2 separate regions of the Mus musculus genome follow, and region 2 is linked to region 1. Evidence: chromatin loops called from intact Hi-C (ENCODE). Cell type or tissue: left cerebral cortex. All regions are shown on one strand. Links, peaks and the distances in the headings refer to the core of each region. The heading gives the core; the rest is flanking DNA.

The links. Hi-C counts contacts between places; a loop is a spot of excess contacts. Peaks named below come from ENCODE experiments on the same cell type or tissue, not always from the same donor. Only the 100,000 strongest peaks of a DNase experiment are listed, where the experiment ranks them.
Region 2: it touches region 1 in a loop (7-fold over the local background); 1 of 42 quality-filtered maps calls a loop at or near these places.

Annotation. Positions count from the first base shown.
Region 1 is chr6:94,108,664-94,124,841 of GRCm38, forward strand. The region is part of intron 1 of Magi1 (membrane associated guanylate kinase, WW and PDZ domain containing 1); the gene reads right to left. Among named protein-coding and RNA genes, the nearest start is that of Gm52867, 110 kb to the right of the region's middle. In left cerebral cortex, for the core only: a CTCF peak has its summit at 9,838; no DNase peak of the experiment used is centred there.
Region 2 is chr6:93,885,163-93,901,340 of GRCm38, forward strand. The region is part of intron 2 of Magi1 (membrane associated guanylate kinase, WW and PDZ domain containing 1); the gene reads right to left. Gm22840 (a small nucleolar RNA gene) reads left to right here and starts at 5,453; the gene lies at 5,453-5,588. In left cerebral cortex, for the core only: no CTCF peak of the experiment used is centred there; a DNase peak (open chromatin) is centred at 8,963.

The sequences.
Region 1 (16,178 bases), core at 7,485-12,484:
CACTTAATCTGTAAAATAGGCTTGAAGACTGAGTTCTGAAACTTGACACTTGGTATGTAATTATAATAAAGGAGGCCAAGTCTGAACAACAACAACAAAAAGCAAAGAACCAAATGACCCCTAGTCTTAGAATCAAAGCAAGAAACACATGAAGCTGGAACACCAGAAAAGGGGAGCTGGAAAAATGGCTCAGCAGGAAAGAGAACTTGCACTTCTTCCAGAGAACCAGAATCCTATCACCCCAACTTTCTGTAACTCCAGGGGATCCAAACCCCTGTTTTGGACTCAATGGGCATCTACCCTCACACATGCATAGACAAAAAAAATCTCTGTCCTGTACCTGTCACTTAAAAAATAAATATAAATACTTCTTAAAAGCAGAATAAAAGAAACTGACGAATGGTGTGGGATATAGTTCAGTTAGCAGAGCACTTTGCCTGGCATGTGTGAAGTCCTGGCTTCAATCCCTAGAGCCACATAAACACAGTCTGGTGGGTACGCCTGCTATCCCATCACTGAGAAGGTGGAGGCAGGAAGACCAGAAGTTCAAGGTCACTCTTGACTACACAGCTGATTTGAGAACAGCCTGGACTCTGTGACACCCTGTCAATCAAAGAATTTCATGAAGACTGTTGTCAATCAAGAATTTTTAAAGCACCTATTGGAGAAAAAATATCTACTTGTGTGAAAGGAGATTTCAGCTAGAATGGCCTTGTGAACTTCACCAAACTGCAGAACGGAAAGGGCATGGCAGTGTGGAACATGAAGTACTGAAAGATCTCTGTTGGAGATGTGGTTATACAGTCGGTACGCTGCTGGATTCCACGCAAGTAGCAGCCATGAACTTTCCTTTGAATATTAGGTAATAATCTCTAAAAACCTCAGACCTATCTACCAGTAGATCTTAACCTGTAGCTGTCATTACTCCAAAGCACAGTCTTGGTGAACAGACTCAGTGGGTATTAATCTCTGTTGTTTGCCTGGGGATTCAATCTGTTGGTTGACGGCATCCGACTACTTCTAGGTAAGGCTGTGTTAGGAAGCCTGATGCCCGTGCACACCTTCACTCACTGTGTAACTCCGTGAAAGGATGAAAGGGGCATGCAATATTAGTACTTCTTTGTTAAGCTCTTTACAATAACTCTATAGTGGCATAGTTAGGAGGCCAAAATAAAGCTTGTTCCCATTTCTGACATAAATGACCGGAACATCTGTGATTATCCAATATCCACGCTACAGCTCCTCTCCAACTTAACCAAATGAAACTAAGAGAGGGAAAAACGGCGCTGGATATACATTGATATGTTTAAATATCTACTAACTACAGTAACCACTGGTCAATTTGCTATGTGCAAAACCTTGTCATTGTTTGGGTTACTTTAAATATTTTTGGTACTGGTTTTTGTTGTTGTTGCTTATTTGCTTGTTGGTGGATAGGTTTGGTATATTTTATTATTTTTTGAGACAAGATCTCATGTGTTCTATACTGGCCTAGAACTCACCATGCAGCTGAGAGTACCTGCACCTTCCAGCCCTCCAGCCCCACTTCTCACGTGCTGGGTTTATAGATGGGCACCATTACTCATGGTTTATGTGGTCCTGGGCATGGAACAAACTTTTCTGCTCTCTTGTTTGGTACACAGGCAGTTTGAACTCCTCTGCCAATCTGGCAGACGGACCCTTTTTTATAAATAAAGTCCTTCTCTGGGGCTGGGTATCTGACTCGGTAAGCAGAGTGACGGTCACCCAAGCATGAAGACATGAGTTCAGATCTCTAACACCGGCATCAAAGCCGGGTGGCGTTAGAGGAACCCCAGTGTTTGGGATCTCAGGAGCTCTCTGGCTGGCAGTTTAGACAGTCAGTGATCTTTGAGTTTATTGAGAGGCTATCTCACGAAAACAGAATTGAGAACAGAGACACCCAGTCTCAACCTCTGGCCTCCACGCGCGTGCGAATACAAAGTAACTTTCTAAATGTCTTTCTCTGTGTGGTAAGTTTACATGCTTTGAAGTATGGCTTGTTTCTTTTTAAATATCTTTTGTTTATTTTATGTGTATGAGTGTTTGGCTGAATGCATGTATGGGCAGCCTGTGTGTATCTGGGCAGCCTGTGTGTACCTGGTGCCTAGAGAGGCCAGAAGAGGTTGTCTGGTACCGTGGAACTGGAGCCAGGTTTTCTGCAAGAGCAGCGAATGCTCTTAGCTGCTGAGCCATCTCTGTAACCCTGAATTCTAATTCATATAATATCAATACAGCCAATCAGCTTTCTATTAAGGATTGCAAAAAATTACTTTTTGTCTTCAAATTTGTGTATATCATGTAGCTTAAAGCTATTTTCTAGATGACATCATAAAGTGTGCACATGCACATGTGTGACAGATCCCAGTCTTACTCATATTAAAACCACTGAATCAGAGCTCAGTGTTTTAGTAAAATGATTGCTGCCTTAGGTCTTCAGAAAACCAATCTGTTTTAGCTGTTCTATTCTCTATTTTTGCTTTTCTTTTTCCCCAAGTAGAGAATTTAAACTCTCTTTTTTTTTTTTTTTTTTTTTTTTTTGGTTAAAAAAGGGGGCTTTTTTTTTCTAGATTTATTTATTTATTATATATAAGTATACTGTAGCTGTCTTCAGACACTCCAGAAGAGGGCACCAGATCGAATTATGGATGGTTGTGAGTCACCATGTGGTTGCTGGGAATTGAACTCAGGACCTTCAGAAGAGCAGTCAGTGCTCTTAACTGCTGAGCCATTTCTCCAGCCCTAAACTCTTTTTTTTTTTATTAAAGAATTTCTTTTTCATTTGTCTATATTTTTTAAATGCCCCCATTTGATGCAACATTTATCTTTTTTAAGCCAAGGGCTTCAAGGAAACACAACACATACTACATTAAGGTACTTGAAATATCATTGGTTCAGACATATATATATATATAGCAAGAAAAGAAGAATGTACATAACGGTCACTTAATCGCTATGGCAAGTGCAGCTGTGAGTTCATTTATATCCTGCAATGTATTTCTTATTTGAAGCATTTGTATTTCCTGGGCTTCTGGTCCGCCTTTACAAGTAAACTCGTAACACGATAGAGGCCATTCATGATAAGCTAGTGTTTGAAAATACATGACTGTATTCAAGAAATTAATAGCCCTCTCTCGAATATTTACTTTCTTCCCCAAACAACATTTGCATTAATGTTGCATTTTACAGTGAAATCTAAGAAATTTAAACTACTTCAATGCAAATGAGAACATTTTTATACTAAGTACTCATAGGCCATTATTTGGCAGACTTAAGAACTTATACTTACAATTTTGGCACTCACTGGTACCATATATAGATTCATCATCTCTATGGCTGAAGCCAGAATGCAGCCCTTCTGTTCAACCACCCTGTATCTCCCTTACTGGTTACATTAAACTTCATGTTTATTCTTGCTTTCATTTAAAACTTGGTATCATGGATAATAGATTAGAGCTGATCTGAAGTCAAAGTCACTGCTAACAAAATGGGTGTGGCTTGATTGATACAAGGCTTCAGTACCAGGGCCTGTAATGCCTTTGCTTTAGCTTGCCACTCACATCAACCCACGTGCACAATCAAACTAATGTCTCACTCGACAAGCCCAACATGCCATGGGTATATCTGGTTCTGAGTAAGAGGTAGCAGGTACCAAACACAAGATGACAAAGCCAAAGGAGGATAATGTCTTCACTGGAAAACAGGCGACCTCAATTCTGATGCTGCACGAAAGACTGGACTAAAACATAAACAACTCTACTCACTGACAGGCTGGGCAGTAACCCAGAAACTAAACTAACTCTGCTGTGTGGGGCAGTGAATATTCCTGGCTTTGTAGTTTCCTAAGGACTCTGTAAAACATGTAAGAGATCAGTGGCAAATACAGACTATCAGCTATTAAAGGTATACAAGGAGAATGACAGTTGCCTAAAAAAAAGATGGGACTGGACTTCTAAGAAGCCATCACTTTGCTGACTGCTGTCTCACACACCTGACTGTGCCATCTGCCCTGTCTCACTGCCTTTAGAAAGTCTACTCTGTAGTACTAATATAAAGTATTAAACAAACAATAACGCCAGATGTGGTAGGATGCATGCCTGTGGTTCCATCCACATGGGAAAATGAGGTAAGAGGATCATTTGAGTCCCTGAGTTCAAGACCAGCCTACATAACTCAGAGGGAGTTGACATCATCATGTAGTCATCGTTGATTATGATGATGATCATGTCGATAACACAATGTCACCTCCGTATAGTCATCCAGTCACTGACAGTTATACAATGTCCATCTCTGCTGACAAATGGGTAGTAAATGTGGCCGTATGGAAACAATTTCTCAGAGATTAAGACATAATTAACACAGGCAAAATGAAGAGAACCTTCCACAATTAAAAAATAAAACGAAACATTTTATTTCTCTCTAAAGGATTCTGATACCACAGCTTCAAATAGATACAGGTGGGATCAGAGCTACATCCTGCCAACACAACCTCAGCCAAAACAGTTCCCACAGCACCTCTGTGGCCCCGCCTATCTTCACCCAGGCCCTGTATATCACTTCTGCAGCAACTAGCAGAATGGCCCCACAGGTCAGTATCAGCCACAGGTGCTGTGCTTGCTAAGGGAAGGCACAGCACATTGAAGCAGGAGGAAGGAGGAAAAACACACACCCTCCCCAAAGTGGCATGGGGCTGCTGGAATTCTCCCAGTCTAGTCTCCAGTATCAACGCTGACTGCAAAGTCAGACCACACTAGAGCCATCCACCAGCCATGAGGGAGAAACACAGCTCATAGTGGCCTTAATGTTTTGCTAGTGAAATAATGCAGCAGCGAAGACTAGCTGTTTCCATAGGATACAACTGCCCTCCTGCTGCTTGGCAACACTCAGCATCTTATTTATGGTCTCTCCGTGTTGGTCTATGTGGCTCCTCTAATCATGTCCTGTCCGAATCTGCTGTCTGGTTCCCTACAGGAACAACCCCAAATTTCACACTTGTTTCAAGCTATTTAAAGGAACTAGTGTAGAAATTCTCAAACTCGGACTTAGGATACTTGTGGCTGAACACGTCTTCCATCCTGGTGACTGCACAGTGGACAGTGAGACATTCAGCCTCAATACTTACCTCTCAACTTATGTGATGAACAAAAATATCTCTAGGACATGTTAATATCTGCCAGGGTTGGAGCTAGAGAGATGGCTCAGCAGTTAAAAATGTTTGCTGTGCAATCATTTGGGTTAGATCCCCAAACTCACATAACAAGCCACAGGTAACTCAAGCTCTGAGGGATCTGATACTTTCTTTTGGCCTTCATACATACGTGCACAAGCACCCACATATGTGTGTGTGTGTGTGTGTGTGTGTGTGTGTGTATTCACGCAAAGCATATATAAAATAAATTGGAAAGATGGGCCTGGGTTGGGGGGGGGGAGAGAACAGTGGTGGGGGAGTGGGCTAGAAACAAATGAGAGGTGACCTAGAAGATCTCACTTGTTTTAGAGACAGTGTCCTGTGTAGCCTACAGATCTCAAATGAACTATAAAGCCAACTTCTGATCAACCCACCTCTACTTCCTTGTGTAGCCAGGGAGCTGTGGGACTGGGAGGAGCAAGGCCTGATCAAGAGTGGGGTTAAGGTTGTGTCCAAACCCCAGAAGTTTTGTGCTGAGATCCCAGGAGTGGGATCTCTCCTCCCCTGTCTCGGTTGCCTTCATGTCCTGATGCACATAGCCCTGTGCCCCTACCTTTACCTCATCAGAGGTGGTCACTTACTAGGTAGCCAGGTTAAACGTCTTCCCCCTTATAAGGTCATGTCCAGCAGCACCTGGAACCCCTCCTTATGCAAATGAGTCATCCCCAGCACCTGGGTTTAAACCCAGAGCTTGTGCTTATTAGGCAAGACCCCAACCATCAGAGCTACATATATCACCCACCTGTAGGTCTTACCTTTATAATAGTTTTTCCCCTTCAAGATATCATAGATCCATGGAAAAGGATAAAGATAGAGCAGGCAAGACCTCTGTACCCATCACCTGTTTTCCCATATTGGTTCTACCTAACCAACTACAGTAGAATTTCAAAAGTAAAAAGTGACATTGGTATATGCATTTATAAATATATTCTATGTTAGTTTCTTACCTGCATATATTAATATACCCAACATGTCTCACCACCCTCCACAACAAGCTAACACAACTGTTAACTCCAGGAAGAATGGCTCTTATCAAGAAGACAGAATAACAATTACCAAAGAGAACCCTTGGCTATTGTTGGTAGGAATATAAATTAGTACAGCCATTATGGAAGACAGTGCTCTCATTCCTCCAGGAGAATTGAAGAGAGACCTGCTATATGATCCAACAATCCCACTGGCAGGTGTACATGTAAGGGAAATGAAATAGGTTTGTGCTACAGACAGCTGCTCTCCCACTATGGGGCTACTCATATAAACCATTCAAACTAAAGTGAGGTAGTTTGTGCTTCTCCAGCCACTCTTCCATGTCATCCTACTCAGATCCGTATAGAGCAGTGGTTCTCAACCTGTGGGTGTGACGCCATTGGGGTGGTCAAACGACCCTGTCACAGAGGTCTCATATCGGGTATTCTGCAAATCAGCTTCTACCTTATGATTCATAACAGCAGCAAAATTGCAGTTACTAAGTAGAAACAAAAGTAATTTTATGGTTGAGGGTCACTGCAACATGAGGAACTGTATTGAAGACTCACAGCATTAGGAAGGCTGAGAACTACTGGCATAGGGAGTTGTCCCTGATATCTTCCCTCTGAACGTGTTTTGTTTGTTAGCTGTCTGGTTGGTCAGTCGGTCAGTGTGTGTTGAGGACTGAACCCAGTGTTTCACACACGCACTCTAGTATTGAGCAACCTCCAAAATTCTCAATGTCTTCAGAATCTGCAATGACAGCTTCTGTTTCATCTTTCACACTTGCAATGAGTATTTGTCAACTTTGGTAGGTATCTGTCACTTTTATTGACACTTTCAATGGCTCATTGATTTTCTCCAATATGCTCCATTTTCAATGATTGCTGATGTTTTGTTAGAGGTTCATTGGTTCGATAAACCCCATGGCTACAGCAACATAGACAAGGAAAGGCTTATTTTAAGTTTACTGTTGCAGAGCTTTTGCTCAAGAGAGAACAACAGCAGGCATGAAGGCTGGAGCAGCAGCTCAGAAGCCACATTTTAAACCACAAACAGGAAGCAGAGAGAGTACACTAGAAACGGCATATGGCTTTTGAAAACTCAAAAGCCTGCCCACAATAACATATCTCCTCCAGTAAGGAAGGCAACACCTCCAAAGCCTACCAGAACAATGTCACTAACTGGGGAATCACATATTCAGATGCCGAGAATATGAGTAACATCTCATTCAAGCCACCACGCTGACCATATATTATTTATTTAATTTCCTTCTGTTTAATTGCGTTTATTCAGCTTTCCTTACGGAAATGGGTGGGGTCTTACCATCTATAAAACATAAGAACTTAAGAGTCCTTTGTGCCCTGTTAAATCAACCCATGAACCTACAGCATACGCACATGAGGTAGACACCAAACTGTGAATAACAAAGAACCAAGTTACAATGGCTCCATATAAGCCAACTGGAAATGTATGAGGGACATCGAGGGTTTAATTCAAAAGAGTCATCATTCAGTTTAATAGTACAGATACAGAAGAATCATAGTAATGAAATATTTCAACAGTTAACTACTTACAATTAAATATTTTAACTATGTAACTAGTTAAGTATCCGTATGCACAGCTTTACCATTCTATTTTGTTTTTCCCATCCCTGCTTCAGACCTCTACCACAGTGGTTGCTCTCTCTGCCTCCATCAAATTTTTATGGCCATTTCTCTAACATCGAAACAAATGCCACAGCTCTGAGTTATAGGGCTGTAGCCTACAGAGCAGGAAGTAGCTGATTTTCCCTCCTGGGTGTCTTAAGACAGAGCAAAGCTACCTTTTTACAACACTGCAATTTGCACTCTGGGAAGGGAGGAGGTAATAAAAGGTTATTTAATCAAGCAAAGAAATTCACACCCATTTTCTCATTTTGTTTAGTTCTCGAATTTTGTGCATGTGCAATTTTAACGTAATTTCAGCTAGAAGAATTCCGTGAGCTGCAGCAAAATGCCTTTCTACCCTTCCTTCTTTCTCATAAGCTGCCTCATGGCACCACAGGGTGTCATGGGCAAAGTCACCACAGGGTGCCATGTGCAAAGTCACGACTTCTGTTGCTTGGCCAGTACTATTTCTATCTATCCAACCCCTCTGCTTCATTCTGGACCAGGAAGTTTGCTGCTCACAGTCCTGGGTGACCACAGCCTTCTGCTGTAGACTCTTCTCTGCCTGCTCATTGCAAGTGAAAATCAGATACATGGGTCCTCTTCCCAAAATGCCTGTATCTCTTTGCACTTGTGTGGTTTCTGTTGGTCAGATTTTTCACCTCTCTGTCAAAGTACATGACTTGAGAAGGAAAATTTATTTTGGATCATGGTTCAAGGGTACACAGTTGCTGGGCTTGCCAGAAGATTATGGGGCAGAGGTAGATAAGAGAGATGAGTCATGGTGCCCAGGAAATGCAGAAAAGGACAAGGTACAGCCTCCAATGAAAACCTTCTCCAGTGACTTACTTCCTCCAATTATATCCCAGTTTTTATTTTTCACCAGCTAACTCCTAATAATGCTAATTAGAATATGAGCCCATCAAAGGACACATAATCCACTTGTTATAGCCAATCACTCCCTGAAAGTCATTCAGTTACCAACCAAATGACAAATGCAGGAGCCTGTAAGGGACATTTCATAAGCTGTAATGTGTTAGTAACCACTACAATGGTCCTCAATGACTGGCACTTTTGATATTTGTGGTTTTCTATCATTTAGTAAGAACTCACTAATTCCCTTTTAACCTAAGCATGTCTCTTTCAGTCAAGATTTAAGACGACTGAGTCTCGCCTGTCTCAGGTGAGCTCTGCTATTCTTCCCAGAATCCTTCCTAAAGGATGTAGATGTCACAGAGAAGTCCACTGGACTTCTTGAGGGTCTACTAAGTAAGGGAGCAAGGCATGTGATGAGGAGATGTCCTGCCAGTGACTCTCAGGCCTTTGGATAAGACTTCAGCTGTCATCAGACAGTGAACCAAGGAGATCCCCAAGTAAAGCCGTACTCGGGTTACTGACCCAGAGGATAAAGAATTCCATCTATCATGTTCAGCTACTAAGTTTTGAGATACATTTATTACACAGCAATAAATAACTAATACAACTTCCCAGCCAGAGACATTGATTGTCACAACAAAGCTGTCACCTGTTATTTAGCTCACTCATGTCCAAAGACTCCCAATTCTTGAGGATGTAACCCAGCTGCCCTAAACAAATGCACAGGGCAGGAAAATTGAACACTAATCTCATGGAAAAAAGACTGATGGTCAAAAACTGTGAGAGAACCTAAGAACTTATTTCCTACTCTGAGAGAACTCTGGGAGGTCTTAGCACATCAAAAACTCTGGGGCTGGAGAGACGGCTCACCAGTTAAGAGCACTGACTGTTCTTCCAGAGGTCCTGAGTTCAACTCCCAGCAACCACATGGTGGCTCACAACCAACTGTAATGGGATCTGATGTCCTCTTCAGGTATGTCTGGAGACAGCTACAGTTTACTCATTTAAATATGATTTTAAGAAACAAAACAAAAACAAAACTCTGACCCTGACCGCCACTGGCTACTTTTCCAGGAGACTAGGGTTTGACTCCCAGCACCCACATGAAAGCACACAACTGTCTATAACCTCAGATTCCAGGGATCTGGCACTGTCTTCTGGACACTACAGGTACTGCAAGCATGTAGTGTAGATGACATACAAGCATAACACAAATAAAAATGAATATAATTTAAAAAGTAATTCAAACTCAATTCATATAAGACAAGGGCATTGTGTTGTTTTATGATGTGCTTCCCAACACAGAACAGATACCTAAGTATAGAGAAATTTTATAGAGAAATTCAATATTGAATGAGACGGTTCCCCATCTCCACCAATTCAAAGACCATGGAGCCCTGCAGTCACAATCACTGGAATTTCCAGGATTAGGGTTATGTCATTTCTTCTGGTCATATACTTGGAGTAATTCTGAATTGCTATGTGTCTCTGTCTCCTATGACCCATGTTAAACAGTTTTACCAAGCCTCATCACTTCATCTGTAATAGGCAGCTGCTAAAAATGCCTACTTCAGTGAGACCCATGGGTACTTTTGGTACAATACCTAGGACAGGAGAGACTCTATAAACACCATGACGATACTCCTCATCCTATACACTGGATCTTAAATTAATGAACTTAAATTTCTAAGCCAGGGCTGAGATCTCAGTGTTTCAATCCTGTCCTTCACAGCTGCATAGAGGTCCTCACTGGGCCAGTGCACCGCCAGGGTGATGTAACTCTACTCTCATGTGACAGTGACAGGTTTCATCTTGTCTGTATCAGTCACACCTACCTCAACTTTCCCCAGGTCCAGACTACAGATGGGGCTACCATGTTAAAAATCACAATTTCCAAAGTTGTGCAATCCTTGCAAGAAACACTGGGTTTGTTTGCTGACAATTATCACCCATGATGCCACACAATGTTTCCACATCCTTACAACTAGCACACAGTTGATTCAACCTATGAGATAGGTCGGTCCTTACCTAGTGAAAGACTAAGAGAGATCTACAGCCAGGCTGAACACTCTCAACACTTGTATAAGACTTGTGAATCAAAGCTGGAAGTCTGTAGTGACGCTCCTGCTCTGAGCACACTCTGGGGCAAGTTTGGAACCTGCAGATGCTGACCCGGTGCCTGGCTGCTCACACACAGTGCTCAGAAATGAACTAGCTTCTATTCAAACAGCACCTGCTTTTGTGTCTGCCAAAGTTAATTTAAGCTCAAGGAGAATCACCATGTCCATGACTCCTCGGAGTCTACGGCTTTCCAGCAAACACGTTGCATCCTGGGATACTGGTGTTCCTGCAAATGAGTTGCATCCTGGGATATTAGCCCTGATGTCATGAGGACCTGAGTCACAGTTGAGAGAGGATTTTCATCCCAGAAATGTGATGTCATTGCAGACTGCAGGCAGCTTGGCCTTCTGAGCAGACTTTATAGGATACTCAGCTAGCTTATGCACCCCACCCTCATTTGGAGGATGGAGGACGGAAGTCATGAACTACAGATTCTGATTTAACAACCAGAAGTTAGAGCTGGAGGATGCTCTGCCACCATGGCCATCGTAAGGCGATGAATCTGGGGTGGGGCTTTGGGCTCACCGAGGGAAATAACACTAAACACCTAAGTAGCAAGGCTTCAAAGTGGTAGCCTTCAGAACTTTGCTGAGCCTTGGTAAGAATTCCACAGTAGCTCCTGTTATTGTTCCCATCACATAAACTGTAGGTCTGAGAGGGTAAGTATTTACCTGAGACCTTTAGAGGAAATGATGGACGTTCAAGTCCAAGCAGGTCTATGGTCTCAGCCATGGGACCAAACTGCCCCTCTGAGGAAGACTTGAATGCATAATCTAAAGGAACAAATGGACTGACAAGTGTTAACAAGTTGGTGTTTTTATCTTCTTGGGTCTCATCCTCAAATCAAGAGGAAAATTTGTTCTTATGGATTACAAAGGCCACCAGAGTCATTCTGAGAAATGAAACACTTTTGTTTATACCTTTTTTTTTAAAACTTACTCACTTTACATCCTGCTCACTGTCCCTCTCCTGGTCAACCCACCTCCCCCACATACAATCTTTTCCCCCATCTCCCTCCCCTTGCCCTCTGAGCGGGGTTGGGGGGCACCCCCTGGGCATCCTCCTACCCTGGCACATCAAATCTCTGTGAGACTAGGCACTTCCTCTCCCACTGAGACCAGACAAGGCAGCCTAGCTAGAAGAACATATCCCCCACACAGGCAAGAGCTTTTGGGATAGCCCCCACTCCAGTTGTTGAGGATCCACATGAAGAAGCAAGCTGCACATCTACTACATATGTGCAGGGGGCCTAGGGCCAGCCCATTGTTGTTCTTTGGTTGATGGTTCAGTCTCTGAGAGCCCCAAGTGACGACTCTGTTGGTCTTCCTGTGGAATTCCTATCCCTGTCTGAGGTTCACAATCCTTCCTCCTGTTCTTCCATAAGAGTCCCCAAGCTCAATCCACTGTTTGGCTGTGAGTGTCTGCATCTGTCCAAGTCAGATGCTGGGTGGAGCCTCTCAGAGGACAGCCATACTAGACTCCTGTCTGGAAGCATAACAGAGTATCATTAATAGTGTCAGGGATCGGTGCCATGAGACTGCATGGAAATCTTAGCAACTGCCAGGGGTGGGGAGGTAGGGAGCATCTCCAGGGAGAGACAGAGACCTGGATAAGAGAGGCACCCAAGAATCAAAGGGGGTGACCTTAGCTGTGACTCACAGCAATGGGGATATGGAACATGAAGAGGCCATCTCCTGTTGCCAGGCAGGAACCCCAGTAGAGCGACAGAGACACCAACTCACCCACAAAACTTTTGACCCCAAATTTATCCCATCCACAAGAAACGCAGGGACAGGGGATGGAGCAGAGACTGAGGGAATAGCCAACCAATAACTGTCCTAACTTGAGACCCATCCCATGGGCAAGCACCAATCCCTGACACTATTAATGATACTCTGTTTATACCAATTTTAAGACAAATTATTCCTGAGCTACGTCCTCACTGAGGGAAGGTACTTAAATAGAGTACATGGCTACAAATGACCCTCCAGTCAATTCTCTCCTTTGTCAATACATAACCCTATCTGCTGAACAACTGTACCTCAGCCAATCACACATCTGAGTCTTCCAAGTGCAGATCTAACGCTCAAGAATCTCTATAAACTTAATAACGTTAAATCTGAGGCAGATGGCTGAATGCCTTAGAAATCCCAAAACCTTCAGGGGATCCTGGATGGAAATTCCCTGGCTGGGTTTATAGTTTTTATCTCTGTATCAGAAAAATACTGCCACCACCTGGTGCTTCATTCTCTGCTACAATAGAAGCCTCTGCGAGCCATAAAAATAGGATCTGGACAGCGTTCCTGCTGCCAAAGTGACCCACGTTAAAAAAAAAAAAATGTTCTTAATTTGTATGCTTTTCATATAATTCCAACCAAAGTATTGAACAAATTTAGCTTATATCCATATGGAGGTAGTCCCATCTCTTAAGTATGCTCTTAAGTATATTAAGCGACGCAAATGAAAAATATTAAAACACACAAGTCAAGTCTGGGACAACGGTGCATGCCTATAGTACCAGAAACACACACAATGCAAGAGAAACTCAGTCGACACAATGAGACTTTGTTTCTAAAAAAATTAACTTAATAAAATTAAAAATATATGAATTTAAAAAATGCCCAGGACCCATACTGAGCAGTGTGACCACTCGTGAATTTTCACACTGAGGGGAAACACACATCATTCAACCATTATTCATGCATTATTTTATGCTGGGTATACAGAAATTTTTATACATGTTCTTTATATAAGAACATGTACTTTGAACACCTCTCAGCTATCATAGAGAAATGTATCATTCAACCCTTATTTATTTTTTCACTCTCTAACCTACCCATTGAGGCTGTGACATACAATGATTATTTTTACAGTTAAAAGTCATGTTTCTTTGCAAAGCTGGTGGGCTGTCCCTCTGGCCCGTGTAAGGCAAGCGCTCACCACTAGGCATCAGCCTGGGCCCTGGTGTTTTGATAGTGCTTCTGTGGGCTTCTTATCATTTTGTAAGGAACGAACGAGCACCAAGTGCCCAAGCTCCGGTTTAAGCCTGTTCCCACAGTGCTCCCTGCTACCCTTCTTTTACAGGACCAAAATGACCAGGGACCAGCACCTACACAGAAATGAAAGAGGTCTAAGGAACTTAAAATCTCCCACTAATCAATGGTGGTTACCATGACGTTTTAAACCAAAGAACAGGTGCAACACGCCCAGCGTGTGTACAAACTTTGTTCGTTAGTTCACTACTCTGTTGACACCGGTTAACTCAGAAGTCCTAATAGATCCGGCAGAAGCTAAAATGCCAAACCAGAGGGTCAGCGCTGCTCCAGAGACAGGAAGTCTGTCTGTCAAGCTCACTGGGAGGACTGGGAAGCAGCAGTGAGTTGGAAGAAATCTATTTTGTCAGCCCATGTGTCTCTGTTTGGGTTACTGGGAGTGTGGTGAATATAAGAACTGCCTGTTACACTGAATGAAATCTCCAATAAAAGAAAGCCAAATGGGAAACATATGGGAATGTTAAAGAGGTGGGCCAAGTGGAGCAGAGTGAAGCAAAGTGACCTGGAATGGTTTAGACCCCATATGGGCAGTCTTAATAAGATGCTTAAAATGACATCCTAGGGCCTGCAAATCCAAGCGAGCCCTTAAGTACATTTACTCCTGGCCCCATGGACCCATTAGTGCCCAGCTTATACTATACCTCTTTAAAAAAAAAACAAAAAACCAAAACTGACAATCACTCTTTAATTAAAGCGCATTACAAACGTAAGGCACAGTTTGAACAAAGAAAATGAACACACTCTTGGTAAAGTTATCCAGCTTCTGCTGCATCTAATTTTCCTCCTAAGCTGGGAGTTCATTAAAGAAAGTAAACTGCCCTTCTAACTTAAGAGATGAGCAATCTGCAAGAAGGGAGACTTTGCAGGGAGTGGGCTAGTTAGTGACTGAAAAAGCCTGAGTGATGTACTCAGTACTGAAGTCGAGCCCAGAGACCTAGGAAAAGATCCTGATCAAACTCCTTCAACAAACTTAGACTCAAATTCAGTGCAAAAACCTCCCTGCTAGGGAAGACGCTGGAGTAGATCTCCACATTTTTCTGACTGTTGGTAATCTATGAGAGCTGCATTTCCTAGTCAGCAGCTTGTGAGTGGCTGGGGACCTATGATCAAGTAGCCAAAGAAATAGGTTGCTGCCAGTTGAACTCTACATTGCAAGTTCAAGACCACCCGGAGCCTCTTTTCCTTTTGCTCAAGACCGAGTTCCACTGCTGGGATAGTGACTTCTCTCTCAACCTCTCTCAACCTTCGAGATGAAGCTGAGCAAAGTCACTGTCCCCAGCCATTAACTATTTGGTACACATGCACGTGAGCTAGGAATCAGCAGGAGCAGCAGAAGCAGAAAGTTTAACAGAAAACACTGACATTTGGTTATTGTATTAGATGATACTGATGGACGACTTCACAGTCATAGAAGCCAAAGGAAATACATCTTCTAACACAGCCCCAGTGTGTCACAAGTACTCTGTCTTGACAGTCATAACATGGATCTATCTCTATGTATCTTCACATCATATGGAGAAAGAACACAAACATCAATTAATATAATTCTTCTCTGTTCTTTCCAGATTCATGGCATTTGGCTCCTTTGGGAATTTAATAGAAAGAAAAAAAAAGAAAAATGAAAAAAGGTTGCTCTGTAGTTCTGGGGCAGATAGAAAGGCAGGGAAAACTGGAAGACATGAGAAAAAAAAAAAAAAAAAGGAGCATTAGCATTATCCAGGCATTTAGCTTAGATGTCTCACCTGCAGCAGGGCAAGAATTCCAACACAATTAACACTGTCCCAGGCCCTCTCCTCAATCCCTACAGACTACTCGAATCCCAGTGGAAATCTCATTTACAGGGAAAGGACATCCCCAGTGCAGCCCTAGCCTTATCAGATTCTAACTCCATCCAAGGCATCTCTGTTATTAAAAGAGAGAAGGGAGATGGATTTCTTGGCAACCTTTAGAGATATAAAGTGAAAGCTGCCAAAAGGACTGTGCTAATGCTCAAACAGTTAACTGTTCACTATCCCGAAGAAGCCAGAATCCACATTTGGGTGGGTCTGGCTTTCTGGCACTCTCCCACAGAAAGCACATACTGACCAGCACACTGTCTGAGTACCTATCTTTTAAGCCTATATTGAAAATGAGCAACCTAGTTTCACTAAAATGACTAGCCTAGCCCTAAAATTCTTTCTGTTGAAGCCAGTGATCCCTCTGAGTTGAAGTCTCTGAAAGCTGAAGGAAACTTCTCAGGCTGCTGAGGGTAGCCATGCAGAGCTGTGTTTCTGTTCCCATTATCCCAACCTCAAAACTGACCAATAT
Region 2 (16,178 bases), core at 5,885-10,884, 230 kb before region 1:
TGCCCTCTACAAGAGAGTATAAAATCAGAAAAACACAGAGCACAGCAAACCAAATATTTGATAAGCAACATTTATTGATACTATGTAAAAAATTCTAGAAATGCATTAAGAAAATAAAATAACCCGCACAAAAGGAGCAAAATATTTCAGGATACACATCCAAAAGGAAGATGCATGAAAAGGAAGTGAGGACACAGAAAGACTCAACGTCATCTGCTATCGAGAATGAAGTCGAACTATACACTATGAAAGGATGAAAGTTAGAAAGACTAGCCAAGAGGCTGAAGAGATGGAGCAGTGGTTAAGAGTCATACTGCCCTGGCAGCAGAACTGAGTCTGATTCCCAGCGGCCACCTTAGAAAGCTCACAACTGACCAGCTACCAAAAGTTCCTCAGCTGGCACCAGCACTGCTCGCACATACCCACACAAGACAGCCACCTCCTCAGAGACTCATCGTCATCATCAAAGAAGACTGGCCAGGCTGACACCTGTTTAAAATGTGGGAAAACGGAAATCTCATATGCTTACAGGTGGGGAAGGATCATGCCAGAGGCCCTCTGGAAATGTTGGTGTGTTGCCTAAATTTTCAGATTAAGGCAACATTCAGCCATTCCACACCTAGATTATTCTTCTTCTCTTCCTCCTCCTCCTTTTTTTTTTTTTTTTTTTTTTTTTTTTTTTTTTTTTTTGGTTTTTTGAGACAGGGTTTCTCTGTATAGCCCTGGCTGTCCTGGAACTCACTTTGTAGACCAGGCTGGCCTCGAACTCAGAAATCCTCCTGACTCTGCCTACTGAGTGCTGGGATTAAAGGCGTGCGCCACCACGCCCAGCCCACACCTAGATTCTTACAGAAGAGAAAAGAAAGCCTAAAACCATACAAAGACTTACTTGCAGATGTTCACAACAGCCCCAAAATAGAAACAACAGACATTTCTACCAGCACAGAAGTAGGTAAATTATGGCGTCTACACATAAGAAGCACAATTCTACTTGGCAGTTAAACAGTAAACCACAGCTATATCCTATAACATGAATGGATCTCAAGGAATTATGCCAGTGAATAAAGCATAATTCACCATTATGCTTTGATTGAAGCCAGACTGGTTCCTTCACAAAAAGAATACATACTGCATGACTTCACTTGCATAAAATTTCTAAGAAAAGCAACCTCATGCCTAGCAATAGAATATGTATTGGGGCTGGAGAGATGGCTCAGCAGTTAAGAGCCCAGACTGCTCTTCCAGAGGACCAAAGTTCAATTCTAAATTCACATGGTGGCTCACAACTGCCTGTAACTGCTGTTCCAAGGGATCTACCACCCTCTTAGCATCTCTGAAGTTACGGCACAGACATACACACAGTCAAAACACATAAAAGAAAATATTAAAATTAAAAAAAAAGAAATTTATATATCATTTGTAGGAATGGGAAAAGTATAGGGTGGATAAGAGTAATTACATATAGGTACAAGAAAACCTACACAAACGAAACGTGACTGTGGTTTTGTCCCCTCTCATTGGCTGGTCTTGGTATGTTGCTTGGTTTCACTCCTGAATACCAGTCATTCTCCTGTTTCAGTATTCCAAGCAGCTAGGACTAAAATCTATAAAACTGGGCCTATGTTTTTGACCAGTTTTAATTATGGTGATGGCTTCAATTTTTTTCAAGATGAGCAATACATTGTATATAAAATCTATCTCAATAAAGAAGGTTTTTAAAGGTCTTTGATTTTAATTTTTAACTGTTTTCTAATTGTCTGGCGTGTTAACAAATACAGGCATTTTGTTCAATTGTATTTACAAACTACGTGATCAACATTTTAACCTAAATTTCTCCACTTTCTGTCTCTTTCTCCTATCAGAGTCTCCCAGCAATCAAGCCACCATGTATTAGGAATCTCTTCAGCAATTCTAATAGCTGTTTTCTAAAGATTCATCTCCGGGCACTAATGCAATCAACATAATTATAATAACGCATGTGACATACTAGCATGAGAATCAGTGGTGATCCTGTCATTCCCGTGCAGATATTGCTAATAAAACACTGTGTTCTCTTCTCTAGATAAAGGATCCTCGTTCTTACAGACTAGAGTTACTCCCACCTCTGCTACTCTAGAAGTTTAATGTATGCTGCTGACTACAGCAAGCAAACACTTGATTTTTCACCCATACCTGGCTTTCTCTGGGTCATCCTGTTGACTTGCGACAATCAAAGAAAATGAGCATTGTATTTCTCCTTTGAATTTAAATAACGATTTCCTCTAAGAGCCAATTTAGGACTCATACATTCCAGGAATCCCCCTATTGACTAAACTCAGGTTGTAACAAGTCTGACTTTTTTTTACATCCTTTCAACGTTCTTCTATGCTCAACATGACCACACTCATCATCTGCTGCCAGGATCGTCCTTGAGGCAGCTCGCTTCTCACCTGAGAAATGGTTGAGCCAATATCTATATTGAAGAGTCATCATGGGGACTAGGAATGACGTATGGTTACCATTGGGATGCATGCTGCAAGAACACACAGATTTGTTTAACTTATATAATCCAAGTACTCAGAACAGGGCTGGTATTCAGTAAAGGTTCAATAAATATCTATTGAATAAAGGAATATGTAATGGGCCTTTCACATGAAACACACACAAAGAATTCAATCCATACACAATGTTCTGTAAGAGCTGAAATTGTAAAATCACTTTAGATGTTCTTTATGTCGCTTATAATCAATTTCTAAAGTCAAGAACAGAACCAGACCACAAGGGAAGCAAAGGATCTTGACTCTCCAAAGTAAAAAACAAAGGCAGAAAACTTTAGTAATTTCACGTAAGAGCAGGTTATACAATATATTAACCAGAGAGAGAGAGAGAGAGAGAGAGAGAGAGAGAGAGAGAGAGAGAGAGAGAGAGAGAGAAGAAACTAGGCTAGTGCAAGAAACCTTTGATGAAGTTATGTCTTAGTTACCTTTCAAATGAAATCGGAAGAGACAGGATGATTAGCTAGACATTTATAGAAGAAAGTGTTTAACTGGGGCTTACCGGAAGAGAATGAGTTCAAGACCATTATGGTAGGGAACACAGAAGAAGGCACACATGACCTCAGAAGTATCTGAGAGCTTACTTCTTGATTCACACAAGTGTTAGAGGGTGGTGGCACACGCCTTTAATCCCAGCACTCTGGAGGTATAGGCAGGCAGATCTCTGAGTTCAAGTCAGCCTGGTCTACAGAGCAAGTTCCAGGACTGTCAGGGTTACATAAAGAAGCCCTGTCTTGAAAAATAACAAAGCAAAACAGAACAAAATTGATCCACACAAACAAGGGGCAAAGAAAAACATTGGAAATGGTGAGGGCTTTTGAAGCCTCAAAGCCCATCCCCAGTGACAGAACTCCTCCAATAAGACCATACCCCCAATCCTTCCAAACTAGTTCTACCAACTGGAGACCAAGTACCTAAATATATGAGCTAATGAGGGTGATGCTCTTTCAAACTAAAACATGTAAGAGTGATATGAAGGAAATATCAGTACCAGAGCCATGCCTATATTCAAAGACATTCTAGGATAAAAGAAAAAGCATGAATTCTCATCTATCTCTACTTAAAATACTGTATTTTACTTTTTTACATTGTATGTGTTTGTTTGCCTGCGCATATGTCTGTGCACCACTGAGTGGCTGGTGCTTACAGAGGCCAGGAGAGGGTACTGGACCCCTGGAACTATAATTATAAAGTGTAATAGAGTCATGCAAAGGCTACAAATCAAATCAGAGTCCTCTGAAAGAGTGGTTAGTACTCTAAACTCCTAAGCCATCTCTTCAGCCCCTTGAAATACAATTTAAAACATATCCAAAAATAATAAAATGATTCCTAAGTTTTTCAGTAATATTAAATTGCACACCTCTCTTACTTTATCCCGATTACCCATCTGCATAAAAGTTAACACTGTCTTAGAAGTGTACTATTTAAATTCTCCACAAAATGTAGTGGTCTACTCTGCTTAAGCTCAATGCTGCCTGTGAGTTTCCAGTGTGAGAAAAGCTCACTGCTTCTGCAGGTGAGTCCCAGGATGAAGTAGGCTTACATTTAAGGGTCGGCAGTGTACATAATAAGGTCAGTACTGATGTGGGGAGATTTATGTCTCCCAGCTCAGTCTCCCTCTGGACTCGGCCTCTAGGATGTTTTCCCCCACTGCATTCCTTTTTGTGAGTGATTGATGCATGACAAGTGTCTCAGTGTATCTGCCTCATCTCACACATGCACATCCTTGGCTTGTGTCCCGTGAATGAATAAATATGACAATGAGACCCTCCTGGGAAGGCAACAGTGGCCACCCCACCACACCTTGGCTCTCTACTCAGCTACCCTTCAAGCTGATGGAGGATTCTGCCTGTAGCCAGGAACCTGAGCTCCTATAAATCACTAGCAATGTCCTCAAGCAACCAAGACCAAAGCAACTCTGGCACGAAGGTTATGCTGTCCTTAAGTAATCACATTTTGTTGCTTCCTAAAAATTCACAGTTTTATCCTGAGATGAAGTAGCACCATTTCTGCCAGGAATCACATTGCAGAAACATGGTTGTTTTGTTTCTGGACATACTATATTTGATAAAATTAGAAGGAAGCCATTCAGCAATCTTCTTGGAGGAGGAGGAGGAGGAGGAGGAGAAGGAGGAGGAGGAGGAGGAAGAGGGAATTTTCAACCAGCTTTTAAGAGGCAGGATAAAGAAAACACAGGGAAACATTTTTTGCAGGTTTCAAATCCCACTTGCAACACTGATCCAGCACAAGAAATGGAAGAGATGGATGCCAAATGCTACTGAACATAATTAATCTTGTATGAAAACTTGGTCACAAGGGACAATGAAATCTCCCTGGTCAAAGATTCTCTCAATAAGAACAGATGCCCCCTGCAAACTCTCTAAAATCTGCTGCATTCTGGGAGTCCACAAAACAGGAGACACACTTGGCACTGAACCTCCCAATGCAAAAATGAGACTGGACAGCTAGGTTAATGTAATGAGCCATAAGGTAGCAGCCTTGAAGAACTGCCCAGTCTCACTACTGTGGGAGTCCTGGAGTCAGAGTGACAGATTCTATGAGGATAACAGAAATTTTCCAGATGAAATAACAGACACTTAACAAAACCCAGTATCACATGGCACTGAGGTGATGAAGACGCCAGGTGGGACCCTCCAGCAGAGCTTCTGCGAAGGTACCTCAGCACCTCTGTTGCCAGTGGGTGGACCGTTGAGCTCCAGACAGACACACATGTAAACCTGGTACCAGCTATGGTGAGTGGGAGAGAACTCTCTCCCTGCTATCAGACACCATCTCATCAAATTTGCTTTGCAAAGAGGATCTGACAGTCAAAACATTCAGTTCTAGATCCTCAGAAATTATAGACAGATGAGAAAGGTGAATGAATCTTGATTTGTAAAGACGAACCAAGAAAATAATAGTATGTTTCCAGGGACTTACGCTGAGTTATGGTCATGGAATCCCCAACCATATCACAGAGCGAGACGGAGACACTCTGACAGCTTGGCTCAGGTCAGCACAGTACCTGTGGCTGTTATTATCTTTCTGAGAAGGTAGAAAGGAGAATAGAAACATCCTATACATATGACATAAAACAGACTGTGTGGTGGTTTGAATATGCTTGGCCCAGGGAGTGGTATTATTTGGAAGTGTGGCCTTGTTAGAGTAGGTGTAGCCTTGCTGGAAGAAGTGCATTACTACAGACATGGGCTTTAAGACCCTTGTCCTCGCTGCCTGGAATCAGTCGTCTCCTAGCAGCCTTCAGATAAAGATGTAGAACTCTCAGCTCCTCCTGCACCATGCCTGTCTGGATGCTGCCATGCTCCTGCCTTGATACTAGACTGAACCTGTGAACCTGTAAGACAGCCCCAGTTAAATGTTATCCTTATACAGGCTTTCAGCAGAAGATGTGGCCCAGATTAAAGGTGTCTACCACCATGCCTGGATCTGGAACTTGTCTTGTCCCAGGCTGACCTTGAATTTAGAGATCTACTTGCCTCAGTCTTCTGGGATTAAAGGTGTGTAGTACCTTGCCTGGGCCTGAGCTTTTCATGGCCACTATGCCTCAAGATCTCCATGTCAAGACCTGGGTCAGAAGCCTGTGTCTTCCAGCCTCAAGATCTGGATCACAACAGGTGTGCCCTCCACTTGTGGATTGTAGTTCATTCCAGATGTAATCAAGTTGACAACCAGGAATAACCATCACAGACTGATGAACGGATAATGAAAATGTGTTATGCTTATACAATGGAAAAACACTCAACAGAGGAAAAGTCAAATTTGCAGGCCAATGGACTGAACTGGAAACCATCATCTTGAGTGAGAAAACTCAGATGAAGAAAGACAAACCATACGCTTGCTTTCTTGAAAATACATATTTTAGCTTTTAAGCTTTAGATATGTGTGTTTTCATTTGGAATGCCCACTCAGGTTAGGAAACTAGTAAAGGCTTATATGGGAGCAGGGATTCTTTGAAGCAAGGGGAGATGGACTATAATGGTAGAGAGAGAGGAAAGAGAGAAAACGTGGAATAGAAGGCATCAAGTGGAGTGGGGGATAGAAAGGAAGGGCAGATGAGGGAATGTGGGGAGCAAGAGCTAACAGTAAATTCCTTTTGGAAACACTACAGAAGATAATATACATATGTATGTATGTATGCATGCATGTATGTACACATACCCTGTAATCACTGGCTACCAAATAAAAACCCCAGAACGAGAATGGGTCAATTCTTTTTGAGTCGATGACAGAGCTATGTTACAGGTTATTATCAGCGACTTCCAGAAGTTGATGGTAAGATCCTATTGCTGAACACACCACACCCTTGAGTTTAGTAGACAAAACCTGAATAATTCCAGCTTCAGATGACAACCCAAATGAAATGGGGAAAATCTCTTGGAGCCCTACTCCTATATATAGGCCCACAAGCAACTCGTGACTTCTGAGAGAGGAAGAATAGTTTTCCTCAGGGACAAGCTCCCTAGTTGGTTATCCAACACCACATGGTCAGCCCAGAAACATACATACAAGTAACACTAAAAGACTCAGCAGGTTGTATTTATGCATATATTTACATACACTATATATATATGTATATATATATGTATGCGCGTGGTGTTGAATCATATCAATCCCAACCCTAACTTAGACAATATTAATAACAATTAAAGAAAAAGAGGACAGGAATTGAGAGGAAGCAGGGTCGAGGGAGCATGGAAACAATGAAGAAAGGATAATGATGCATATTTTTATTAAAAATAAAATATTTTAATAAAAATATATCATGAAGATACCCAATCACTTTCTTATTGGATTTAAGGCCCACTCTACAAGCCCAGCACTGTTAGTGAGGCCAAGCACCCGTGGCAAGGCAGGTCACAGAGCCTAGGAGAAAACCTACTATTACTATTGTGCTGAAGTGACATAGCATTAGAATGACTCCTAATGACATATCGCCTTACCCTAAGATCAGTGTGTCTGCCTCTCCACCCTCACCAGGGATGCTTCTTACACAAGAGAGGAATTAACACTGAAAATACAACTGCCCAATGCACAGAGAATAAGGAACTTCAGTGTGCTCAGTTCAAATGGGACATCCAGATCACACCCCTCCCCCTCAAGGATCAGAGATCTTAATGGCAGGGAGACAGGAATAGTTTAAGGGCCAAGAAGGATGTATTATTACAAGGAAATAGTGGCGTTTTTTTTTCCCCTTGTTTACTTTCGGTTTGGGTTTTTGTTGTTGTTTTATCTTTGTTTGTATACAAGAGAACATATGCACGTAAGAACTCACAGCAATTGTGACAGAAGACACAAAACCTGTGCAAACCCAAGCCAAACAAATCTCCAACAAATGGGGAGGCAGGCAAGTCCCCTACTGCGGAGTGACTGGGAAAGGCAGAGTCCGTTTTCTTTGATGTGTGACCTCTGATGGAAGGGCCACACTCCACACCCAGGCTACCTCAGAACTGACTTAATGGATTTAAAACAGACATGGTACAGAGAGAAAACACAAAGTTGGGCGGGCGGTGAGGCAGAGGCAGATCTGGGAGGGGTTGGGAGAAGAGATGACTATGATTGAAATACAGTGTCTGAAATGCTCAAGGAATAAAGCATTAGGTTTTAAAGTTTTTCACTTAAAAAGGAAAAAAAAAAAAAAAAAAAAGGACGGGGTGTAGCTTAAGATCAAAGTATTTGGAAGGCCATGACTATCATTCCCAGCACTGTAAAAAGGGGGAAAAATGGCTAATAAAACTTAATGAAGTCACTTATATTCTGTCTTCATTCATCAGTGTATTTTCTATTATAAAATTATAATGATCACATATGTTCTGATGACTATCAATCAGAAGTGGTAGTGCAAGCCTGGAATCCCTGTGCTCAGGAGGCAGAGACGGGATCTCTGTGAGTTTGAAGCCAGCCTGCTCTACATAGAGAGTTGCGAGCCAGCCACAGCTACATAGTGAGACCCTGTTTCAAAAGGACTACCAGCTCCCTCAATGCAAACCCTTTTTTTTTTCCTGTCTCATTTACTGATTTGTCCCAAGACTAAGTCTGAGTCTACTGTCGGGTAAATTCATCTAAAAGAAAAAAAAAAAAAAAAAAAAAAGAAAGAAAAGTTTGTTGATGAAATTCCCCAAACAAGGAGAATAGCATCTGGAATGAAGAAGTCTGTATCACTGAACAACAGGGAGAGCAACTGACAGCCATTCTCAGACTGCTTTCCACTGAGTCAGGGACTAGGCTATACAAAGTAACTATATCCTTTCCGTGCAACTAGCATCATTTTATCAGGGTTTGATGTTAACTTTCTCTCGGGCTCTCTTTTTCCCTCACGAGCAAGCGCTGTCAGTTAACAGTGCCAGAAGTGAGCACATGACTCAAAGTTAAACACCAGAGCTGCTTCCTAAAATTCAACTTTGGTGGGATAAAAAAAGACTCCGTAGGAGCTAGGTCTCCCTACCACAAGTCACGTTTCTTACGTCAAGCAGAGTGTAGGCTGATTACAGTTGTACTCAATTCTGTAGTTGTGCCTACCTATGAAAGAGAGGGAGAGAGAGATCTTTCCATCAAAGAACAAAATGAACTAAGACCCTGCCCCATGCAGAAGGGATAATCAAGCACCCCAGAATCCTAAAGGGCACACTAAAACATCAGTAATTTTCTTTCCACCTTTTTCTCCTACAAAGCATACACAGATTGAATGCATACACATCAATGCTGCTTAGATATGTGTTAAATACATATGCTTCCCAATCTGCTCCACGTCTGTAAATGCCCTTCTTTAGAGTAAAGGGCAAAATCTTGCCATCTTCCCTCCTACACAGCCCGTCAAACTTTACCTTGAGCTCAGGCCCATAGCTGCTTGCTGCCCCCACAACTGACAGCTGTATGAACCTTCACACTGTCCTTCCTCACCTAGGCTGCCTTTCTGTCAAGAGCCTCCTGAGCTGGCCTCTGAAATGCTAAGTCACAAGGGAGTCTCTCAATACCGGACTCAGCATCTTGGCGGGATGAAGGCTCAAGGATCGGGCATGACCATCAAAGCTAGCAGAGCTGCACATCAGCAATCTAGAATTTTACTGCATAGTATCAACTTTTTTTAGAAAAGTAAGCTGAACAGAACTGTACTCAAAATCCTCTATTAAAAAAAGGTTAGTGGCACATACATTTAACCCCAGAAATCAGGAGGCAAAGGCAAGTAAGATCTCTAAGTTCAAGGTCAGCCTGGTCTACATGAGAGTTCCAGGACAGCCAGGGCTACCTAGAGAAAGCCTCTATAGAGAAACCAAAACAACAAAGCAAATCAAAAAAACCCCACAAAAACAAAAAAGCAAAAAGACTCTGAAGCCCCCTTCTGATTAGATTCCCTAGCCTGCAACTTCATCTTCCTTTCCCCTTGCCCTACTCTACCCAGCTCCACTGCCCATCAAACAAGGCAGGCAGGATTCTGCATCTTTGACTTTGCACTGCTGTCCAATGAACTGGGAACGACTGACTCACTGACACCCTGATTTCCAGAACAAAACCAAACTTTTTCCAACTCACCTGTGTGTGTGTGTGTGTGTGTGTGTGTGTGTATGTGTGTGTGTGTGTGTGTGTGTATGAACTCAAGAGAACAACAGTCTCTCACTCATCAATTTGCTGAGAGTATAAGGAAGTATCTGGAAGATGGCGGCTGTTTAGGAAATACTGACTGAGTAAAGGTGCATCTTGAGGACCTTAGTACACAAACACAGCCTTTACCCCCGTGGAGTCAACATTATAGTGATGATTGCTAAATAAGTGGTTTGGCCTCTGTAACTTCCAAGTTCTCTGTAGGTTGGCTATTCATCGAAATTGAGTGTCTTAAAATATACAACCATACAACAGGCTCTTCTAGACTATCTGCTCCCTAAATCAAGCTTAGCGGGAATTAGTTTGACTTTTCTATTGATATACTGCAAACCCTAGAAGTTAAACCACACACAGCTACAGATTCAGTAACAGGGCATACTCTCAGGAGACAAAGAATAAAGGTCATTTATGAGCCTACATGGTAGACTTGGGGGTAGGAAGAGGGAAGAGCAGGGAAAGAGAAGAGGCTCAGGCCTGGGCTAGTTCTTCTCCTAATGGGCAGACCCAATATCCCAGTGAGCAACAATATACAGAAACCTCCCTCAGTGTTTTTGGGAGCTGAGTGGAGTGGGTGTCTGTAAGCACACCACAAAAGCACTTATTGCAGGTGAGAGCCCTTGGAATTGCTATTAGACATGTAACACCAAAGGCAGGCTCTGGAGGTGGACGGAAGAGTGCCAGGGTACTCTGAGCATGAAATCCAGGTCAATACAACTGCTGAAGAGAGCAAGCTTTTCCAAGGCAATTGCTGGGATTCCCGCCCCCCCCCCCCCTTGCATTCTGACCTTGTTACCTCATTTCTCATCTTGAACCTCAGACCAAGGCCATTGTGAGCACAGACATGCATGGCAAGGGCACTATTTTTCCAGACGTTTGCTTGGAGGATACAAAGATCTTTCAAAGAAAATCTTTCAATCAGCAAATAAACACTGGCATAGAACATGACTAACCTCTTACATTTTTGAAATTATGAGTGCCATTCTCACCCTAGTATTATACCTCTCTCTTACAGAGATATAATATGGACCCATGTGGAACTTTAAAGACACAAAAGTAACATCAAAAATAATTCAAAGAGGCCAGAGAGGTGGCTCAGTGGTTAAGAGTGTGTGCAACTCTTGCAGAAGACTTGGGTTGGGTCCCAGCACTCATGTTTACAACTGACGGTAACGCCAACGCAGTATTCACATGTACATACCCATGTTCATACTCGTTCACATAATACAAAAAAGATTTTTAAAAAGAAAGAACTCAAGCTGAACAAGCAAAATTAATCGAACAATTAGTTTATTCTAGATCAGCATATTCAAACTACAATAATGCAAGATCAGTCTAAGGACTATGACTAGTGAGGTATTCCCCTTCATTTGCCCCCACTGAATCTTTCCAATGTACACAGTATTTTAACCTGTCAGCAGATCTCAATTCACATGATCTCTACCTGAAATGCCCTAACAGTTACATGTGGCAGAGGACTTCTTCACAGATGTTAGGCACTTTCTTTTTCCAGACTCTATTGTTATTCTTTGAGTCATGCTTTTTTAACATCTCTCTCAGAAGGGAGTTAGGAATTTCTCCTAACTTAGGACAGTGTTAGTCTCAGCCACCAGATATTTCTTGGAATGCGGTTACTATATGAAGAATTGTGACAGTGGGAATGGGCCGTTACATGTAATAAAGTTGTATTGCAAATAATATTTGTTGTATTGCAAATAATATTTGTGTTTCCCTGACCTCTAGGAGAAATTGCTTCATTAAGCTTCCTTTTAACAGTGTTTTTCCTTGCTAATGACATATTAATGTATGTTGACTCTAAGGTTTTCAAACAGCTAGACAAACAACAAACACAACAAAAATGAAATAGCACCATAGGCAACAAGGCCACAAGTGGAGTTCCAAACTGTCTTGCAACAACACGCCTCGGGCTACTCGAAGGGTTCTAGCAAGACGAGGTGTCTCTAGAACTGAGCTTCTGAAGGGTGTTCTCAGCAAGATTTTAAGGGAAGGAATTGATGGTACACTGACAATAGGGCGTCTCTCTCACCCTATACACCATGAAAAGGTCGCTCTTTCTCCTTGAAGGTGAGATTACAGCTTCTCCTGGCTTTGGAAAGTGGATCACCAGAGCATGAAAGGAGAGATTGGAGAGATTTCCACAGCTATGGTAGTGTAAAGCTCATATAACATAATAATTAAAACATCCCAGACCCCCTTGGCATAACCTATCCCTCCCTCCCTTCCTTACTCATGGGTCTCAAAAAGCCACTTTCTGAAAGCAAGCAAGGAAGCAAGCTGGCTTAAAGTTAACTTTCTCCCTCCCTGTGGAAGGTTGGTTAGAAGCATTGCTCAGCCTACAAAATGAGCTATTATGACCTAGTTCTGACTTAGAGCTGACTCAGCTGAGACCAGCTGAAACAATGCTTTTCAGGAGGCCAACGCTGGAATTGGTGAGGCTCTGACAGGACCCTGCCAAAGTCAGCGATTTCTTAAAATTGAGGTCAGGTTATAGGAACCCTGATGGCCTTACTGCTGCTGCAAGAAAGCTAAGCCAGTCAGAGTGAACCCACCTTCACTCTCCCTAAAAACAGCCAAGAAATGATGGGCCACAACCTGGGAGGTCTGGTCAGGAGGTGCCATTCAGCACCACTGAGAAATCATCAGTCTACCCACAGTTACATCATGGTAGATACTTCACCTAAGCAAAGGGAAGCCTACAAGCCCTTCCGAAAAGCGCTAAGGAGAGAGAAGGGATTCGCAAACATCGCCTCCCCAAATCTTGCTGTTAGGCTCCCTAACACTAAATCCTTATTTGCTAGAAAAAAAGCTATCAATGACTGCAGCAGTAAAATAAATGGAAGTGTAAATAAAATATACCCAAGACTTGGGTTCTTACTAGGTAAACATCAGCAGTATCTCTCTCTGCTCTCCATCTACCATGCCTTTCTTTCTTTTTGGTGGGGAGGGGGGAGGTTGATTTTTTTTATTAGATATTTTCTTTATTTACATTTCAAGTGTTATCCCCTTTCCTAGTTTCCCTTCTGAAAATCCCCTATCCCCTTCTCCCTCCCCCTGCTCCCCAACCCACCCACTCCCATTCCTGGCCCTGGCATTCCCCTATACTGGTGCATAAACCCTTCACAGGACCTAGGGCCTCGCCTCCCATTGACGACTGACTAGGCCATCCTCTGCTACATATGCAGCTAGAGCCACAAATCCCACCATGCGTTTTCTTTGATTGGTGGTTTAGTCCCAAGGAGCTCTGGGGATACAGGTTAGTTCATATTGATGTTCCTCCTATGGGGCTGAAAACCCCTTCAGCTCCTTGGGTACTTTCTCTAGCTCCTTCATTGGGGACCCTGTGCTCCATCCATTGGATGATTGTGAGCATCCACTTCTGTATTTGCCAGGCACTGGCAGAGCCCCTCAGGAGACAGCTATATCAGGCTGCTGTCAGCAAGCTCTTGTTGGCATCTGCCATAGTGTCTGGGTTTGGTGGCTGTTTATGGGATGGATCCTCAATTTGGGCAGTCTCTGGATGGTCATTCCTTCAGACTCTGCTCCGAACTTTGTCTCAAGCTGTTCTACAGAGCAATTGTGATAAAAACTGCATGGTGCTGGTACAGTGACAGACAGGTAGATCAATGGAACAGAATTGGAGACCCAGAAATGAACCCACACACCTATGGTCACTTGATCTTTGACAAAGGAGCTAAAACCACCCAGTGGAAAGAAGACAACATCATCAACAAATGGTGCTGGCTCAACTGGAGGTTAGCATACAGAAGAAAGTGAATCGATCCATTCTTATCTCCTTGTACAAAGCTCAAGTCTAAGTGGATCAAAAACCTCCACATAAAACCAGAGACACTGAAACTTATAGAAGAGAAAGCAGGGAAGAGCCTTGAAGATATGGGCACAGGGGAAAAATTCCTGAACAGAACAGCAATGGCTTGTGCAGTAAGAGCAAGAAGCGACAAATGGGACCTCATAAAATTGCAAAGCTTCTGTAAGGCAAAGGACACTGTCAGTAAGACCAAAACAGTCAACAGACAACAGGCAACCAACAGATTGGGAAAAGATCTTTACCAACCCTAAATCTGATAGGGAGCTAATATCCAATATATATAAAGAACTCAAGAAGTCGGATTCCAGAAAAACTAAACAACCCTATTAAAACATGGGGTACAGACCTAAACAAAGAATTTTCAACTGAGGAATACCTGGCTAAGAAGCACCTGAAAAAAATGTTCAACATCTTTAATCATCAGGGAAATGCAAATCAAAACAACCCTGACATTCCACCTCACACCAATCAGAATGACTGAGATAAAAAAACTCAGGTGACAGCAGATGCTGGCGAGGATGTGGAGAAAGAGGAACACTCCTCCATTGCTGGTGGGACTGCAAGCTGGTACAACCAATCTGGAAATCAGTTTGATGGTTCCTCAGAAAATTGGACATAGTTCTACCAAAAGATCCAGCAATACCACTCCTGGGCATATACCCAGAAGATGCTCCAATATGTAATAAGGGCACATATTCCACTATGTTTATAGCAGCCTTATTTATAACAGAAGCTGGAAAGAACCCAAATGTCCCTCAACAGAGGAATGGACACAGAAAGTGTGGTATATTTACACAACGAAGTACTATGCAGCTACCGTGGCTTTCAAATACCAGTTATTGGCCAGCAACTCGGGCTGTAGTAGTAAGGAAAACTTTACAAGGATTTCCCTTGTGGGACCCCACAGATCTGTCATAAAGAAGGCAGACAGGCTAACAAAAAAGTTTACAGAAGTCAGTAATACTACCCAACTTGCTCACTAAGAATACACTCTGTGTGAGGGTCTATGCACGGCACTCTGTTTAATATTAACTAGCAATTAGGCATGCAGACTATTGTACAAATGAAGGAACAGACCCACAGAGGTGAAATGGTGGGCTAAAGCCATCTCTACAGCCAGAGACAGAGCAAACCTAGGTTTGTCCAACTCCTAGTAAAAATGTAATAAAGAAAGGAAGGAAAGAAGGGAGGGAGGAAGGGGAAGGGGAAGGGGAAGGGAACAAGCAAGCAAGCAGACAAGCCAGCAAGCAGAAAGTGGGGAATCCATCATGCTATTTATTTATGTGTACATATGTCTGGGTAAATGTCTGCATGTGAATATGGGCGCCCAAAGGGGCCAGAAGAAGGCATCAGACACCCTGAAGCTGGAGTTACAGATTGTTGTGAACTGTGTGACATGGGTACTGGACACCAAACTCAAATCTTCTGGGAGAGCAGTAAGCACTCCTAACTAGTGAGCCACTGCCCCAGGCTCCATCTTGATATTTTAAAACTCAGAGAAACTAATGAATAGGATTGACTGACAGCTTGTGTATTCCCTTAAAATTCTTGATTATAAACAACGTGATTTTTTTAAATGGATAAGGAATTTATACACACAGTTCATCAAACAAGATATACAGGTGGCAAATAAGCACATGTAGACATGTTTAGCATCTATAATTGTCTGAAAAGCAAGACAACTTACTACCACAGCATTAGAAAAACCAAAAAAAAAAAAAAAGAACTATCAGATACCTCAAAAATGTAAAGGTACTCGCTGCCAGGAGGAACAGCCTGCGCTCAACCCCAGAGCCCACACAGTGCACAGAGAGAACCTAAGCCTGTACACTGCCCTCTCTCCTCCATGTGTAGTGTGAATTTGTGTGTGTGCACACACAGAGATACATACACACAATGAACAGAATCAGCATTATAATCCATACACATGCACACACATCTATAAACGTTTTTCAAAAGACTAAGAAAACATTTGACAATATAGCTTGAGATTCTTTTATTTGAAATATTTGAGACAAGACGTTTCAGTGTCCCCAGTCCTTTGGATTCTGAAGTATCTGTACAGCCTTTACCCAGTGCGTGTCTCTCATCTGAAAACTCAGATTTTAAGTATGGACATGACACTAAAAACCCACTGGAGTTCAGCACTATGATTACCGAGGAAGATGTTCAACCTGTACCAA